Regions from separate parts of the Homo sapiens genome. Here region 2 is linked to region 1. The links are chromatin loops, found by intact Hi-C in ENCODE. Cell type or tissue: endothelial cell of umbilical vein. All regions are shown on one strand. Each heading gives the region's core, and the rest is flanking DNA. Links, peaks and the distances in the headings are about the cores only. Region 1 has its middle 7.9 kb from the start of PHC3. Region 2 overlaps LOC105374211 (a long non-coding RNA gene).

Region 1 (8,341 bases), core at 228-8,227:
GTCTGGCTTTATTGCTCAGGCAGGAGTAGAGTGGGATGATCACAGCTCACTGCAGCCTGAACCTACGACACACAAGTGATTGTCCCACTTCAGCCTCCTCATTAGCTGGGATTGCAGGCACACACCACCACACCAGGCTAATTTTTAAATTTTTTCATAGAGACAGGGTCTTGCTGTGTTGCCTAGGCTGGTCTTGAACTCCTGGGTTCAAGGGATCCTCCTGCCTCAGCCTCCCAAAGGGCTGAGATTGCAGGTGTGAACTGCCACACCTGGCTGTTGTTGCTTTAAAGTCTATCTTATCTGATAGAAGAATAGCTACTCCTGCTTGCTTTGGGTTTCCATTTGCATGGAATATCTTTATCCACTCCTTTACCTTGAGTTTATCTGAATCTTTATGTGTTATATAAGTCCCTTGAAGACAACAGATATTTGGTTTGCAATTTTTAGACCCATTCTGCCAATCTGTATCTTTTAAGTGAAGCATTTAGGCTGTTTACATTCAACATTAATATTGAGATTTGAGGCTGGGTATGGTGGTGGCTCACACCTATAATGCTAGCACTTTGGGAAGCTGAGGTGGAAGAATTACTTGAGCCCAGGAATTCCAGAGCAGCCTGGGCAACATGGCGAAACCCCATCTCTACAAAAAATACACACACACACACACACACACACACACACACACACAAACTTAACTGGGTGTGATGGTGCACACCTATAGTCCCAGCTACTCAGGAGGCTGAGGTGGGAAGCCCACTTGAGCCCAGGAGGTGGAGGTTACAGTGAGCCAAGATTGTACCACTGCACTCCAGCCCAGGTGACAGAGCAAGACCCTGTCCCCTCCCTGCAAAAAACAAAAAAACCCAAAAAGGCCATGCCTGCAATCCCAGCACTTTGGGAGGCTGAGGCGGGCAGATCACGAGGTCAAGAGATGGAGACCATCCTGGCCAACATGGGGAAACCCCGTCTCCACTAAAAATACAAAAATTAGCTGAGCATGGTGGCAGGCACCTGTAATCCAAGCTACTCGGGAGGCTGAGGCAGAAAATTGCTTGAACCAGGGAGTCAGAGGTTGCGGTAAGCCGAGATTGTGCCAATGTACTCTAGCCTGGCGCCAGAGTGAGACTCCATCTCAAAAAAAAAAAGAGAGATGTGAGGTACTGTTCCAGTCATCATGTTATTTGTTACCTAGATACTTTGTTTTATTCACTGTGTTATTGTTTTATATGCCCCATGAGTTTTATGCCATCAAGAGGTTCTACTCTAGTGCATATCAGCCTTTTGTTTCAGGATTTAGAACAGCTTTTAGCATTTCTTGTTGGGCTGGTCTGGTAGTGACAAGTTCCCTAAGCATTTGTTTGTCTGAAAATGATTTTATTTCTCCTTTATTTATGAAACTTAGTTTTGCTACATACAAAATCGTTGGCTAGGTTGGGCGTGGTGGCTCATGCCTGTAATCCTAGCACTTTGGGAGGCCAAGATGGGAGATGACTTGAGCTCAGGAGTTCAAGAGCAGCCTGGGCAGCATGGTGAAGCCCCATCTGTACAAAAAATACAAAAATTAGCCATGTGTGGTGGGATGCACTGAAGTGGGAGGGTCACCTGAGCCCAGGGAGGTTGAGGTTGCAGTGAGCCATGATCGTGCCATTCCACTCCAGCCTGGGCAAGAGAGTGAGACCCTGCCTTAAAAAAAAATTCTTAATGGGCCGGGCTTGGTGGCCCATGCCTGTAATCCCAGCACTTTGGGAGGCCGAGGTGGGTGGATCACAAGGTCAGGAGATCGAGAACATCCTGGCTAATACGGTGAAACCCCGTCTCTACTAAAAATACAAATATTAGCTGGGTGTGGTGGCGGGTGCCTGTAGTCCCAGTTACTGGGGAGGCTGAGGCAGGAGAATGGCGTGAACCCAGGAGGTGGAGCTTGCAGTGAGCCGAGATGGTGCCACTGCACTCCAGCCTGGGTGACAAAGCAAGACTCCCTCTCAAAAAAAAATTCTTGCTGGGCGTGGTGGCTCACGCCTGTAATCCCAACACTTTGGGAGGCTGAGGTGGGTGGATCATGAGGTCAGGAGTTCGAGACCAGTCTGGTCAACATAGTGAAATCCCGCCTCTACTAAAAATACAAAATTAGCAGGGCATGGTGGTGCATGCCTGTAATCCCAGCTACTTTTGAGGCTGAGGCAAGATAATCACATGAACCCAGGAGGCAGAGGTTGCAGTGAGCCGAGATCGTGCCACTGTACTCCAGCCTGGGCGACAGAGCGAGACTCTGTCTAAAATAATAATAATAATAATAATAATTCTTGGCTGACTGTTACTCAGTTTAAGGAGGCTGAAGATAGGATCCCAATCCCTTCTGGCTTGTAAGGTTTCTGCTGAGGCCCTTGAATAATTCTACAATTACAACAATAAGAGGTCTTTAGAATGCTTATTCTGGGCTGGGTGTAGGGGCTCATGTTTGTAATGCCAGCACTTTTGGAGGCCAAAAAACCGAGTTAACAAAAAAAAAGATTTGACATGACACTGATATAAAGCTTTATATTTTTAATATTTATTTACTTATTTTTGAGATAGTAGGGTCTTGCTCTTTCGTCCGGGCTTGAGTGCAATGGCACGATCATGGCTCCCTACAACCTTGAATTTCTGGGTTTGAATGATCCTCCCACCTCAGCCTTCTGAGTAGCTGGGACTACTGTGAGCCACCTCACCTGGCCAAAAATTTTTATTTTACTTATTTATTTTTGAGACAGAATCTCGCACTGTCATCCGGCTGGAGTGCAATGGCATGATCTTGGCTCACTGCAACCTTTGCCTCCCGGGTTCACGCGATTCTCCTGCCTCAGCCTCCTGAGTAGCTGGGATTACAGGCGCACACCACCACACCCGGCTAATTTTTTGTATTTTTAGTAGAGATGGGGTTTCACTCTGTTGGCCAGACTGGTCTCGAACTCCTGATCTCGTGATCCACCCGCCTCGACCTGCCAAAGTGCTGGGATTACAGGCATGAGCCACTGTGCCTGGCCAAAATTTTTATTTTAATACATTAGAAGTATACAAGCAAAAATCTATTCTCAGTTACAGAAGCCCAATATTTTAAAATATAGCATATGCAAATTAAAGAAATGTATAATGCTAACTTTCAAAACTAGGGATTGCCTCATAATTAAAGAATATGTCCTTTGGAAATAGGATAGAAGGATTATTTTGCTTTAGTTTAGCATAATAATATGTGGCAAAACAACAAAAAGTGAACAATAACAGCTACACTTATTGAGCATTTTTAATGTTCTATTTATATACATTATTTCATTTTTTGTTTAATTTCACAATAACTTTGTGGTAAATATTATTCTCATTTTTTAGATTAGCAAAGTGGGGATTAGAGAGGTTAAGGAGTTTCATTCATTCAATGCATAATTTTTGAGCGCTTAATGTTTTAAGAACTAGGAATATCACAGTGAGCAAAATGTGGAGCTTACAACCTGGAGGTTGGTGGGAATAGTAAATAAATAAACAAGTAAGTATGTACATAATGTCTGTTGCATTGAAGTGCTATGAAGAAAAGTTAGTGGGATAAGGGAAGAAAAGTGATGAGAGGGCCATATTAGGTTGGGTGGTCAAGGAGCGCTCTCTGAGGAGATGTCTGAACAGAGGTCTGGATGGAATAAGGAAGTGAGGTCAGTGTGAAAGGCATCCCTGGCTGGGGAAGTAGCAAGTGCTAAGGGGGGAAATAAGGAGGCCAGTGAGGCTGCAGCCAACAGAGCAAGGGAAAATCACTCAGGGCCATATTGGTGGGACAGGAAGCCACTGGGGGATTTGAGAGAACAGTGACACTCTGGTTTACATTTCTTCCTTAAGGTACTGTATGCAGAATAGACTGTAGAGGAACAAGAACAGAGGCCAGGTGACCTGTCAGAAGCCTATTGCTGTGGTCCAGGAAAAAATCTGTGTCTTGACTTAGGCTGATAATGGTGGAGGTGACAAGAAATGTCAGATTTGATACGTGTTTTGAGGAATTCATGCATGTTCACAGTGGTGTGGCCAGAGATGCGGTTATACTTTGAAGATGGAGCTGATAGGATTGTAAGAGGTCACAGAGCTGGTGCATGGTAGAGCCAGGATTCAAGTCTTAGTTTGTCTGATTCGAAAGCCCTGCTTTACAACAGTGCTTCTAAGCTGCCACAATGCTAAGCAGAAACTAAGCATAAAAGCAGAATGGAAATGAGAGTGTACAGCATCCTCAAGTGTTTATTGAGCATCTGCACACTTGTAGTGAGGCCTTGTGGCACTAAGCAAAAAATTCTGGAATGGGAGGATGGGAGGTCAGAGTTTAGATTCTGCTTTTGCCATGAATTCTTCCTCAGTATGGGTCACATCAATTCGAAAGTCCCTTCCAACTTTAATGCTCTGTTTCCACTCTTCAGCACCGAGGGAGATACAGCCAACTGTGTACAGTGCCACCCACTGGTATATAAGGGAAAGTAAGACTGGTAAGCATGTGATTTTTTTTTTTTTTTGAGACAGTTTTGCACTTGTTGCCCAAGCTGGAGTGCAATGGACCGATCTCGGCTCACTGCAACCTCTGCCCCCCAGGTTCAAGTGATTCTTCTGCCTCAGCCTCCCTAGTAATCCTAGTAGATGAGATTACAGGCACGCATCACCACGCCCGGCTAATTTTTTGTATTTTTAGTAGAGACAGGGTTTCACCATGTTGGCAAGGCTGGTCTCGAACTCCTGACCTCAGGTAATCTGCCCATGTCGGCCTCCCAAACTGCTGGGAATTACAGGAGTGAGCCACTGCGCCTCGCCAAGCATATGATTAACATAATGATCTATTGCAAAAGTAGGTGAGAGGTAGCAAGGCTAGGGAATATGTTTTCAGTTTCAATAAAATTTGCTTTATGGCCAGGTGCAGTGGCTCATGCCTGTAATCCCAGCACTTTGGGAGGCTGAGGCAGGCAGGCAGATCACCTGAGGTCAGGAGCTCAAGATCAGCCTGGCCAACATAGTGAAACCCTATCTCTACTGAAAGCACAAAAAATTAGCCAGGTGTGGTGGTGTGAGCCTGTAACCCTAGCTACTCGGGAGGCTGAGGCACAAGAATTGCCTGAATCCGGGAGGCAGAGGTTTCAGTGAGCCAAGATCACATCGCTGCACTCCAGCCTGTGTGACAGAGCGACACTCTGTCTCAAAAAAAAAAAAAAAAAAGAAAGAAAAAGGAAAAAAAATTGGTTTAGTAAAAGTATTTGGAGTCGGGCGTGGTGGCTCACGCCTGCAATTCCAGCATTGTGGGAGGCTGAGGCAGGTAGACGGCTTGAGGTCAGGAGTTTGAGACCAGCATGGCCAATATGGTGAAACCCCATCTCTACTACAAATACAAAAAAATAGCCAGGTGTGGTAGCATGCACCTGTAATCCCAGCTACTCGGGAGGCTGAGGCACAAGAATTGCTTGAACCTGGGAGGTGGAGCTTGCAGTGAGCCAAGGCCGAGATCCAGATTCGGCCACTGCACTCTAGCCTGGGTGACAGAGTGAGAATCTGTCCCCCCCCAAAAAAAGTATTTGATTTTAGAGTATTAAAGAGAAAGCAAGTCTATCTATATGCCATTCAAATTTACAGGCTATACTGAAATTTTGTCTTATTCAACCAAACATTCAAGTCTTCATTCTCTCAACAAGCATTTAAAACTGATTATTATGCATATTCAATCATAGTTATTGAGAAAATCTAGATGAAAGAGGACCTCGATAAAAAGTTAAAAAAAAAAAAGGTGCATGGTGGTCAGTGCCTGTAGTTCCAGCTGTTCAGGAGGCTGAAGCAGGAAGATCACTTGAGCCCCAGGAATTCAAGGCTACAATGAGCTATGTTCATACCTGTGAGAAGCCACTGCACTCCAGCCAGCCTGGGCAGCATAGCAAGATTGTCTCTAAAAAAAATTAAATGAAAAAAAGAAAAAGAGGACTTTTTAAGACTTTACATTAGACTTTTTTAGACTTTACAACAATCTTGTGAGGTATTATCATCCCCTTTTTTCTTTACATTATAAAATAAAACTTGGGCTGGGCATGGTGGCTCACGCCTGTAATCCCAGTACTTTGGGAGGCCAAGGTGGATGGATCACCTGAGGTCAGGAGTTCGAGACCAGACTGACTGACAAGGTGAAACCCCATCTCTACTAAAAATACAAAAATTAGCTGGGCATGGTGGCAGGCACCTGTAGTCCCAGCTTACTCGGGGGGCTGAGACAGGAGAATTGCTTGACCCCAGGAGGCAGAAGTTGCAGTAAGCTGAGATTGTGACACCACTCTAGCCTAAGCAACAGAGTGAGACTCTGTCTCAAAAAAAAAAAAACAAAAAACCACAAAAAACAGAAAAACCCCAAGAAACTTGAAGCAATTAAATTACTTGCTCAACGTGGCTCATTTGGTAAAGGAGTGAGCTCAGCGTTAAAATCTAAGTCTGTTGGACTTTTTGTCTCATCACATTAGATCCTATGAGAGCAATCGTGGTCCAACTGAGGCATCGACAGTATGTGTGCTCTATTAAGTACTCTGAAAGAACCCAGTGTAGGGTGGTCAATGATGTAGAATAGTCAGCAAACTTTTTCTGTAAAAGGCTGGATAGAGCCACATGCGGTGGCTTATGCCTGTAATCTTAGCACTTTGGGAGGCCAAGGTATGCAGATCACCTGAGGTCAGGAGTTTGAGTTCAAGACCAGCCTGGCCAACATGGTGAAGCCCCATCTCTACAAAAGATACAAAAGTTAGCCAGGTGTGGTGGCTCACACCTGTAGTCCCAGCTACTTGGGAAGCTGAGGCAGGAGAATCGCTTGAACCCAGCAGGCGGAGGTTGCGGTGAGCTGAGATCGTGCCACTGCACTCCAGCCTGGGCAACAGAGTGAGACTTGGTCTCAAAAAAAAAAAAAAAAAAAAAAGGCCTGGCACGGTGGTTCACGCCTGTAATCCCAGCACTTTGGGAGGCCGAGGCGGGTGGATCACAGTGTCGGGAGATCGAGACCATTCTGGCTAACACGGTGAAACCCCGTCTCTACTAAAAATACAGAAAAATTAGCCAGGCATGGTGGCAGGCATCTGTAGTCCCAGCTACTGGGGAGGCTGAGGCGGGAGAATGGTGTGAACCCTAGAGGCGGAGCATGCAGTGAGCCGAGATCGCGCCACTGCACTCCAGCCTGGGCGACGGAGCAAGACTCTGTCTCAAAAAAAAAAAAAAAAATGCTGGATAGTAAATATGTTACACTTTGCGGACAATCATGGTGTCTGTCACAGCTATTCAACTCTGCCCTTGTAGCATAAAAGCAGCCACAGATAATACATAAAGAAATTAGTGTGGCTGTGTTCTAATAATATTTTATTTATGGACACTGAAATACCTAAATTTCACATATCACAACATATGATTCTTTTGATTTTTTTTCAATTATTAGAAAATGTAAAAATCCATTCTTAGCTTGCAGGCCATACAAAAACAAGTTACAGTCTAGATTTAGTCTGTGGGCTGTTGTTTGGCAACCTCTGATCAAGAGACCAGACCAGTGCTGTCCAGTAGAACTATTTGTGATGATGGAAATGTTCTACATCTGTACTGTCCAATATGGTAGCCACTAGCCGTGTGTGCCTATTGAGCACCTGAAATGTGACTGTGCCACTAAGGAACTAAAAGTTCAATTTAGCCCTCCCTTTTCTTCCCCTAACCTTTATCATTTCTTTTTTTTTTTTTTCAGACGGAGTCTTGCTCTGTTGCCCAGGCTGGAGTGCAGTGGTGCGATCTCAGCTCACTGCAACCTCTGCCTCCCGGGTTCACGCCATTCTCCTGCCTCAGCCTCCCGAGTAGCTGGGACTACAGGCGCCCGCCACCACGCCCGGCTAATTTTTTGTATTTTTAGTAGAGACGGGGTTTCACCATGTTAGCCAGGATGGTCTCAATCTCCTGACCTCATGATCCGCCTGCCTCGGCCTCCCAAAGTGCTGGGATTACAGGCGTGAGCCACCGCGCCTGGCCCACCCTTATCATTTCTATAAGGATTAATGCACAGTTTCCCAACTGATCCTCTCCCCAGTTACACTTTCCCCCAGTCCATCCTTCACAAAGCTAGAGGGATTTTTCTAAAATAAAACAGGATCTTTGTACTTTTCCAAGGTCATGGTTCTTGCAAAACTTGAGAAAATCCATCCTGCTAGCATACCATATACATTTTTTTCCCCTAGGAAATGATAGAGGTAAAATACCTTCTGTTTGATCAGACAATTGACCGTAAGTTTCTTTTTTTTTTTGAGACGGAGTTTTGCTCGGTCACCCAGGCTAGAGTGCAATGGCGCGATCT
Region 2 (8,341 bases), core at 134-8,133, 650 kb before region 1:
TGTTTGTTTATGCAGCAAAATCTAGCCCATACTGACTGATACACTCCTTACAATTCAACTGCATATGGGAGAATGGTTTCTTTCTCCACCTAAGGTGAGTCAAAACATGTGTGTAGTCTCATTCCTGTGGATAGTTTCCTAGGAACTTCCACCTCCAGTGCCTTTACAGCCCTTTTCATCTCCAAAGAGCACATGCCATTTTTCTTCTCACCATACCATACCTAGATTTTGCTTTGGCAACCCTTTCCTCTGTTCAAAGGTAAGAAAAAGGAATCTCTTTTTTGTTTTATGCAAGGAATGCAGAACACAACTAGGAGTATGAAGCAGGGAAGACATTGAGAGTTTATGTCAGGACTCATTTCACTAGTATTTCCCCATAACTGCAATTGGCCCCCATTTTTCCTTCACTCAGGTTCATTCATTGTTATCCTTCCAAATCCCATAGTTGTTCACAACTCAGGCAAGTCACGGTTCCCTCCTTTGATAAAGAATAATAATAACAATGTAGATCTCTCTCACTTTCTCTTTTTGCAGTTCTCAAGACCAAATTTTAAACTACAGAATCTTTACTAACTGTATTTCTACTTCCATGGCCCCACCACACAGTTTATCTGCTGCTGCATGCATCTTTATAAATGCTGGGGGTTAAGAATATTTCATTCTATGTTACTCTGCATAAATATCTGATGCCTGAAAATTGTTTTTTCAATGTGACTCTGATAGATGGGATAGATAAGCTGTCCTAATTTTTTTTTTGAAAGAGGCAACTTCCAAAGTTGGATTTTACATTGAGATATTCTCCTTCATTATTAAAACAAAAAGACAAACAAAACCAATTCTGTGGTTATTTCCTGTCTTGAATTATGGAAACCATCCCTGTTATCTATAGCTGTCTGAATTTTGGAAACCATCCCTGTATCTATAGCTATCTGAATTTTGATGTTTGGGCATTTTGCATACATTTATGTGAGGGTTAGACAGATGTCTTATGACTGTATGAGGAAATGACATGATATAATAGTTTAGAATGAAACTCTGAAGAGAACCTTGGCTTGTACTCTGGACATTCTTTAATGCAAACTTGGGGTGATGAAACCTATCACAAAGGCTTGTTGTGAGCACTTAATGTGAATGGAATAGAGGAAAATAACATTGTTATTCCTAACCCCCTTCACTTTTTAAAGAAGTTTAATTTGCTGATAACTGGGTGTATAATTATGCAGGCTGCAGGTGATAGACTGGAGGGAGGAAAAGGAATCAGTGGGGCTGGGGGCTCTATGAGGGTTGAAGGGGACAAGGAAAACCCCAGCTGGCAGCAAAGTTGGAGAGTCGGGGGAGGATAGTTAGCTCTGATGAGGATGTTTGAAACAATTTGATGAGGATATGTGATGTAAGACCTCTTCTGTGTTTCGTCTTTGAAATTTTTAATAAAGTCTATTTTTTAAAATCTCAAAATGCTGACAATGATTGTGTTTCTTATGTAAAAATGGTGTGGAGGCCTAAGTTCTTACTGGCATTAGGCTAAAACAGAGTCAGTTTGTAAAGAAGGAGTAACAGCTTCTATCTTCATTATAAATGAAAACAGTCCACTGCCTGGCAAATCAAGGAGGTCTAAAAATCTCTCTACATCCATTGTCTGAGAGAGAAGGAGGTATTTTGTAACAGGGAACAAGAGTGGACATTTATAGCATTTGAACAGTGTTACATTTGCAAAGGTCTGTGATACAGCATTTAGAGATTGAAGTAGCTGGCAATTAGCAACAAAGTTAAAGAAGACATTGTTTCTTAAAGTCTGAGATTTAGACAATTGGAGACAGAAATACTAAGGATTCAAGTACAATATAAAGAAATCAAGTGCTATCGTGAGGACTCAAGACTGCCATGTGATACGGTCCATTGTGCATACAGAGGTAGCTGTGGATGATACTGAACTAGGTTATGAGAGAATACAAAAATCTGGACAGGACCGGGGCTTCCATAGGAGTTTCTATAACCATTTATGGTGGATCATTCATCTGTATCCTAGAGTAAACAGTTTTGGGGGAATATAGTAGTGTTTGTAAACTATATAGTTGTTGTTTTGCTTTGGGGCTTGGCTCAAATGTTTATTAACTTTATCATAAATCATTTCTTAATGTGGGATCAGTTCTTAATCAAACTTTTTAACAAAATTCTTAGAAAATACATCTAGGTACCTAACTTAGATGGATACAGGATTACATTTATGGCTAAGTTTCTGAATCCCAGAACGTAGAGTAGGTAAGAAGCCATCCTCGTGAAAATCTGTCTCAAAACTCATCATTGTGCACTTCCATGTGTGTTTGATAGCCCAGGATTTTCTTTTCAATATCCTTCCTCCTAGTTATAAAAGTAATAAGCACTATAAAAATAAACACCATAAAAACAATACAAAATAGTTGGTCTGAGGGTGCTGGGTTATTGTTAAGCTGAGTAACATTGTCTCCTCCCACAACCATACTTGACTAGTTTTTTAAAAATATAAAATGGGAACGCCTAAAGAAGAAATTGAAAACCATACTTAATCTCACCATCTAGATATAAACATTTTACACCATAGAATATTTAACATTTGGGTTTTGGAAACTAAGTTGATGAGCTCTATAAGGACAACCCTGAAAATAAAAAATTGGTCCTTAGCCAAGATTGAGATATATGTACATATATATCCTTTAATTCTTGAAATTTACAGAGGAACCCTACAGTCTTTTATATTATTCCTTAGATACGCAGTGATTTCAGTATTTGGAATTGCAGAAATGAACATTTGATTTATTAAGATAATCTTTACTTGCTTGCCAAATTTGTTTAACTATCTAACAAGAAAAGTATTGACTACTCTAGGTGTTCCATCATAGCTGATTCATGTGTGTGATGAAACAGGTGAAGGTATCTATTCTCTCTCTTATTGTCATGAAATAAAAAGACATCTTTTCTCCTATTATTATACACCTTTTATGGCAAGTACACTGTTTATTATAGTTTTTCTTAACCTCTTTACATGTTTTCTTTATTCTGTGTGTTACTTTTCTGATTTAACTCTGAAAAATAAGATAGAAAAGAATGAAGAATGTAATTTTAAATAATTAGGACTTGATATATTGACACATCTCCTTCTTAAAAATTATTAAATTCTATGGGAAAATTCACGGAACACTAAGCCCATGAAGGAATCTGCATACATGTCTGCATTACAGTATTGGATATAATATTTTGGCAAGTTTGATTACAGAAAGACTTGCATAGGATGATAAAGTTTGGTAAGGGCAATGTTTTCTGGGGATGTGTTTAACCTCCCATAGTGGAGAGAAGGAAGTCTAGGGAAAATTCCCTAACTACTTTGATTAGTCTGTAAAATTTATCTAATTAGATGACTTCTTCTGAGCACATTTGACTTGCTAATTAGTTTTCACTTAGTTAAGCAAGAAAAAAACTGGTCACCATTAAAGAAATTCTCACCCCCTACTCACTTAAACTAGATCATCTTCATGGAGATGTTTAGAAATTAACTGAAATGTCATTAGCATATTCCATTTCTTAGTCAACCTAACAAGACAATTCCCTGATGTAAAAAATGTGCCACTTTATTCTGAGCTAAAAAAAAAAAATCTATCTTTGACCAGAGTTTTTCTCATATGAATATTTTAGAACCAAGTCTTATCATTTCTAACCACAATCATCTACCAAAGAGGGAAAATTATCTGCGATTTTGAAAACATTCTTGCTGCTGCTGTGTTGAAGAAAAATGCATCTTATTAAAGCATCTTCAGCTGGCATTTTTCATGAATTGATGGACATCTGTTCAGCTTGGGTATTGTGCAGCTCAAAACACATTTATTCTCTCAGCATTCTTAAGGGGCTCTGTGCACTCTTTGAATGCCAAAGATAACATCTAGATCAGCAATTTCTCATAAATCATTGGAACATGGAACATAAAACAAGAAGAAACCAGGAATTCAATAATAAATATGGCAAGGTGCACAAACAAGAGAATTGAAACCAGATGAAAAGAAGCCTTTCAGAACAGAAGGTCAAGAAACACGTTTCCCCTGCTCCCTCAGAATAATCCCTCTGATTGTGCTTCTATCCAGCCATCAGCTTACTGCTCTGAGTTGGTTTTGGGATATTTATGTGGTGAATTTAAGGTTTTAACATACAACTGAAAAATTAGTGTAGTTTATTTTAGTTTGCTCTAGGCTCCAGGCCATTACGCAATGAGGGGGTAAATAGTGTTTATTGTACTTTAAGGAGTACTGTGCCCACATGCCTTAACATAAATTCTGGATATGAGTACATAAATGTAGCTCAATGTATGACATACACACACACACACACACACACACACACACACACACACACACACACACGAAGTTACATAAAGCAATGTTCTTACCAAAAAGGGGTCCTGATCCAGACTCTAGAGGGTTCTTGGATTTCATGCAGGAAAGAATTTGGAGTGAGTCCATACAGTAAAGTAAAAGCAAGTTTATTAGGAAAGTAAAGGAATAAAAGACTGGCTATTCTATAGGAAGAGCAGCTCTAGGGGCTGCTGGTTGCCCATTTTTATGATTATTTCTTGATTATACGCTAAACAAGGGGTGTAGTATTCATGCCTCCCCTTTTTAGACCACATAGGGTAACTTCCTGATGTTGCCATGGCATTTGTAAACTGTCATGGTGCTGGTGGGAGTGTAGCAGTGAGGACAACTGGAGGTCACTCTCATTACCATCTTGGTTTTGGTGGGTTTTGGCCAGCTTCTTTACTGCACTCTGTTTCATCAGAAAGGTCTTTATGACCGGTATCTTGTGCTGACTGTCCATCTCATCCTGTGACTAAGTATGCCTTAACTTACTGGGAATGCAGCCCAGCAGGTGTTAGCCTTATTTCGCTCAGCCCCTATTCAAGATGGAGTTGCTCTGATTCAAATACCTCTGACAATGTAACTAGCTTTGTTTTTAAACAAAAATGTCAGAATTTGTCAGGAGCCATGTTAGAAAGATATACATATTCCAACAATATTGACATAACTAAATATATTATGGAAATATTGCTTTGAATCTTGAAAACTGAAGTCCATTTATTAAAATATCCTCTGTGGTGACAAATTGTCATCATTTTCAGTGAGGTTGAACTTCTGGAAACATAATCATTTGGTGACAAGTATGGTAAATAGTGTAGGTGAAATAATCTTGTTAAAAACAACGTGGAATACTTAATAATGAAAGTGGTTTTGAAAGCACTTCCAAGGACAAGTTACAAAAGATGGCCAATGTCTTCCCACACAGTTATTCAATATGTAAGCTGAATATTGGGATGTTTTTGGACTTTGTTTTGTCTGTAACAGCCTCGTTTTACTCTTTTATTTTTAATATTTTAGTTTAAAGTGCTTGAGGAGAGCACACTTATAAAATGAATCCTAAGCAATCATTTTAAACTAAAGAAATTATCATATGAATAAACAGTAGATCACTGCAAGTTCAGATTTATTAACACTTGCATGTTGTTTGTTGTTTTAAAAAATCTGAATGCTTTCATGGCATATTTTGTGATTATATCATCTTTAAGATACTAAGTTGATTCATTTTGGTCCTTTCCAGGTCTCCTTAAATTTAGTTTTTTACCCTTGATTTTAGTTATCCATATTAGGCTTATCAGAAATAAACCATTGCAACACAGGCAAAATCCCCTCACACCCACCTCCTCAGTCCCCCACTGAGGATAACTTCTTCCCATGCAGAGATACATTATCCCCCGCATTGGTCACTGTTCAAAAACCGAATTCTATTTTGTTACCTAGGTTTTTCACTACACAGGTAGGCATTATCACATGTGGACCTGGCTCTATAGCTAGAAAAGCAGGGTCAAAGATGCAGCCCTTCCACGTGCCAACTATTACTCAAGTTGCTCAACTGCTCTGTGCCTTAGTTTTCTTGTGGGCAAATTGGAAATTATTGTAGCTCCTAATTTATGGATTGTAAGTTTTAATGAGTTTAAAACACCACAAAGAGCTTCTGGTAAATGGTGAATCTCAATAAACATTTGCTATTATTAATATACTAAAATAAATATATAGACAGGGCATGGTGACTCACGCCTATAATCCCAGGAGGATTGCTTGAGGCTAAGAGTTCAAGATCAGCCTGGGCAACATAGAAAGACCCCCATCACTACAAAAAAAAAAAAAAATAGCTAGGTGTGGGCGTGGTGGTGCACTCCTGTAGTCCTAGCTACTTGGGAGGCTGAGGTGGGAGGATCACTTGAGCCCAGGAGTTCAAGGTTACAGTGAGTGATAATCATGCCACTACACTCCAGCCTGGGCAACACAGTGAGACCCTGTTTGTAAAAATTAAAAAAAAAAAAAGAAAAGAAATTAAATCAATAAAATAGATATACAGAGTAGCCTTTTAGCTGTATAATTATTCTTTTAATTTAGAAATGTATGGAGAACATTCTCCCATACCTGTAAACACATATTTTATAGCTGATAGTATTTCAGTTTATGGATACACAATAATTTACTACATTAACCCACTACATTGGATATTTAGATGTTTCTAAATTTTTGCTTTTGTAAATGATGTGACAACTTTGTTCATTATTGTTTCCTTAAAATAATTGCAGTTTATGGGCAATTTTATACTGTGGGTGTTTTTTGTGGGTTTTTTTTTTTTTTTTTTTTTTGGTAGAGATGAGGTCTCACTATGTAGCCCAGGCTGGTCTTGAACTCCTGGCCTCAACGATCCTCCCACTTCAGCCTCCCAAAATGCTGGGATTGCAGGTGTAAGCCACTGCATCTGGCCTCAGGTACATTTTTAATCATTTTGATTTTATTTTCCAAATCAGCCATTAGAACTGCATCAACGTACAGTCACATCTATAGAGACTATATTAATCTCTAGAGCTAATCATGTACATTTCAGTCTGTACATCAGCATAATTCCTCTCTACTGCTCTAATATATTAGCTGCCTCTATACATTTAACACAGACTTCTCACACAGAAAAACAGGTTTTTACTAGTTCAGTCACCCAAATTATCTATATTATTGCAAATGCCTGGTTCTTTCCCACTGCCTTTGTCTTTCTTCTTGATTCCATTTCCTGTCTCGTCTCTACTCCTTTCTCCTTACATCCTGTTGCATGTCTGTTTCTTCAGAAAGGTGCAAGCTCCCAATCTCAGGAATTTTCTTCTGACCTGCTATCACTAGAGTTCTTCAAAGCTTAGGGTCCCTACTGCACAAAGATCTGGTCTTCTTCCTTTAAGCCGGATGAAATAAAAGATGAATACTAAAGAAGGCTTACAATGAAAGCAGAGGCAGAAAACAATAAAAGAAGAGAAACCGGCCGGGCGCGGTGGCTCACGCCTGTAATCCCAGCACTTTGGGAGGCCAAGGCGGGCGGATCACGAGGTCAGGAGATCGAGACCATCCTGGCTAACATGGTGAAACCCCGTCTCTACTAAAAATACAAAAAAATTAGCCAGGCGTGGTAGCAGGTGCCTGTAGCCCCAGCTACTCGGGAGGCTGAGGCAGGAGAATGGCGTGAACCTGGGAGGCGGAGCTTGCAGAGAGCCGAGATCGCGCCACTGCACTCCAGCCTGGGCGAGAGCGAGACTCCGTCTCAAAAAAAAAAAAAAAAAAAAAAAAAAAAAAGAGAAACCTCTACTATGGGGGATGATTCTAAGGTAGGGCTCATGTACGTGGAAGTTCTTTATACATTGAAACAAAAACATTTAAGAGACATCCTCAGGTGTAGAAACAAGGCATAGAACAAAGTGTAGTGAATGTTGCCATTTGCATTAAAAAACAGAGTATAAGAATATGTGTGTGTTGCTGGTTTATCCATAGCACACATCTGACAGCATACCAAACACTCTGGTAGCTCTCATGGCCTCAGGAAAGCTGGGGGTGAAGAACAAGGATGTGAAAGGGTTCTTTTCATTCCCTATCCTTTCATACAGTTTGATTTTTTTTTTTTTTTTTTTTTTTTAAGACAGAGTCTCCCTCTGTCGCCAGGCTGGAGTGCAGTGGTGTGATCTCGACTCACTGCAACCTCCACCTCCCAGGTTCAAGCGATTCTCCTGCCCCAGCCTCCCGAATATCTGGGATGACAGGTGCGCACCACCATGCCTGGCTAATTTTTTTTTTTTTTCTTAAGTAGAGATGGGGTTTCATCATGTTGACCAGGCTGGTCTCAAACCCCTGACCTCAGGTGATCCACCTGCCTTGGCCTCCTAAACTGCTGCGATTACAGGCGTGAGCCAATGCACCCAGCCTGAGTTTTGAACTATATGAATGTATTGTCTGTTCAAATGTAGATAAGT

The links. Hi-C counts contacts between places; a loop is a spot of excess contacts. Peaks named below come from ENCODE experiments on the same cell type or tissue, not always from the same donor. Only the 100,000 strongest peaks of a DNase experiment are listed, where the experiment ranks them.
Region 2: it touches region 1 in a loop (4-fold over the local background); 6 of 110 quality-filtered maps call a loop at or near these places.

Annotation. Positions count from the first base shown.
Region 1 is chr3:170,185,419-170,193,759 of GRCh38, reverse strand. No RefSeq gene overlaps it. Among named protein-coding and RNA genes, the nearest start is that of PHC3, 7.9 kb to the right of the region's middle. In endothelial cell of umbilical vein, for the core only: a CTCF peak has its summit at 4,458 (motif pointing left); a DNase peak (open chromatin) is centred at 4,429.
Region 2 is chr3:170,836,247-170,844,587 of GRCh38, reverse strand. It overlaps LOC105374211 (a long non-coding RNA gene), which reads right to left. Exons shown (of 3, transcript XR_924701.2): 3 at 6,965-7,275. It also overlaps the pseudogene RNY5P3. Among named protein-coding and RNA genes, the nearest start is that of RPL22L1, 30 kb to the left of the region's middle. RefSeq lists a silencer at 4,722-4,922. In endothelial cell of umbilical vein, for the core only: no CTCF peak of the experiment used is centred there; a DNase peak (open chromatin) is centred at 4,047.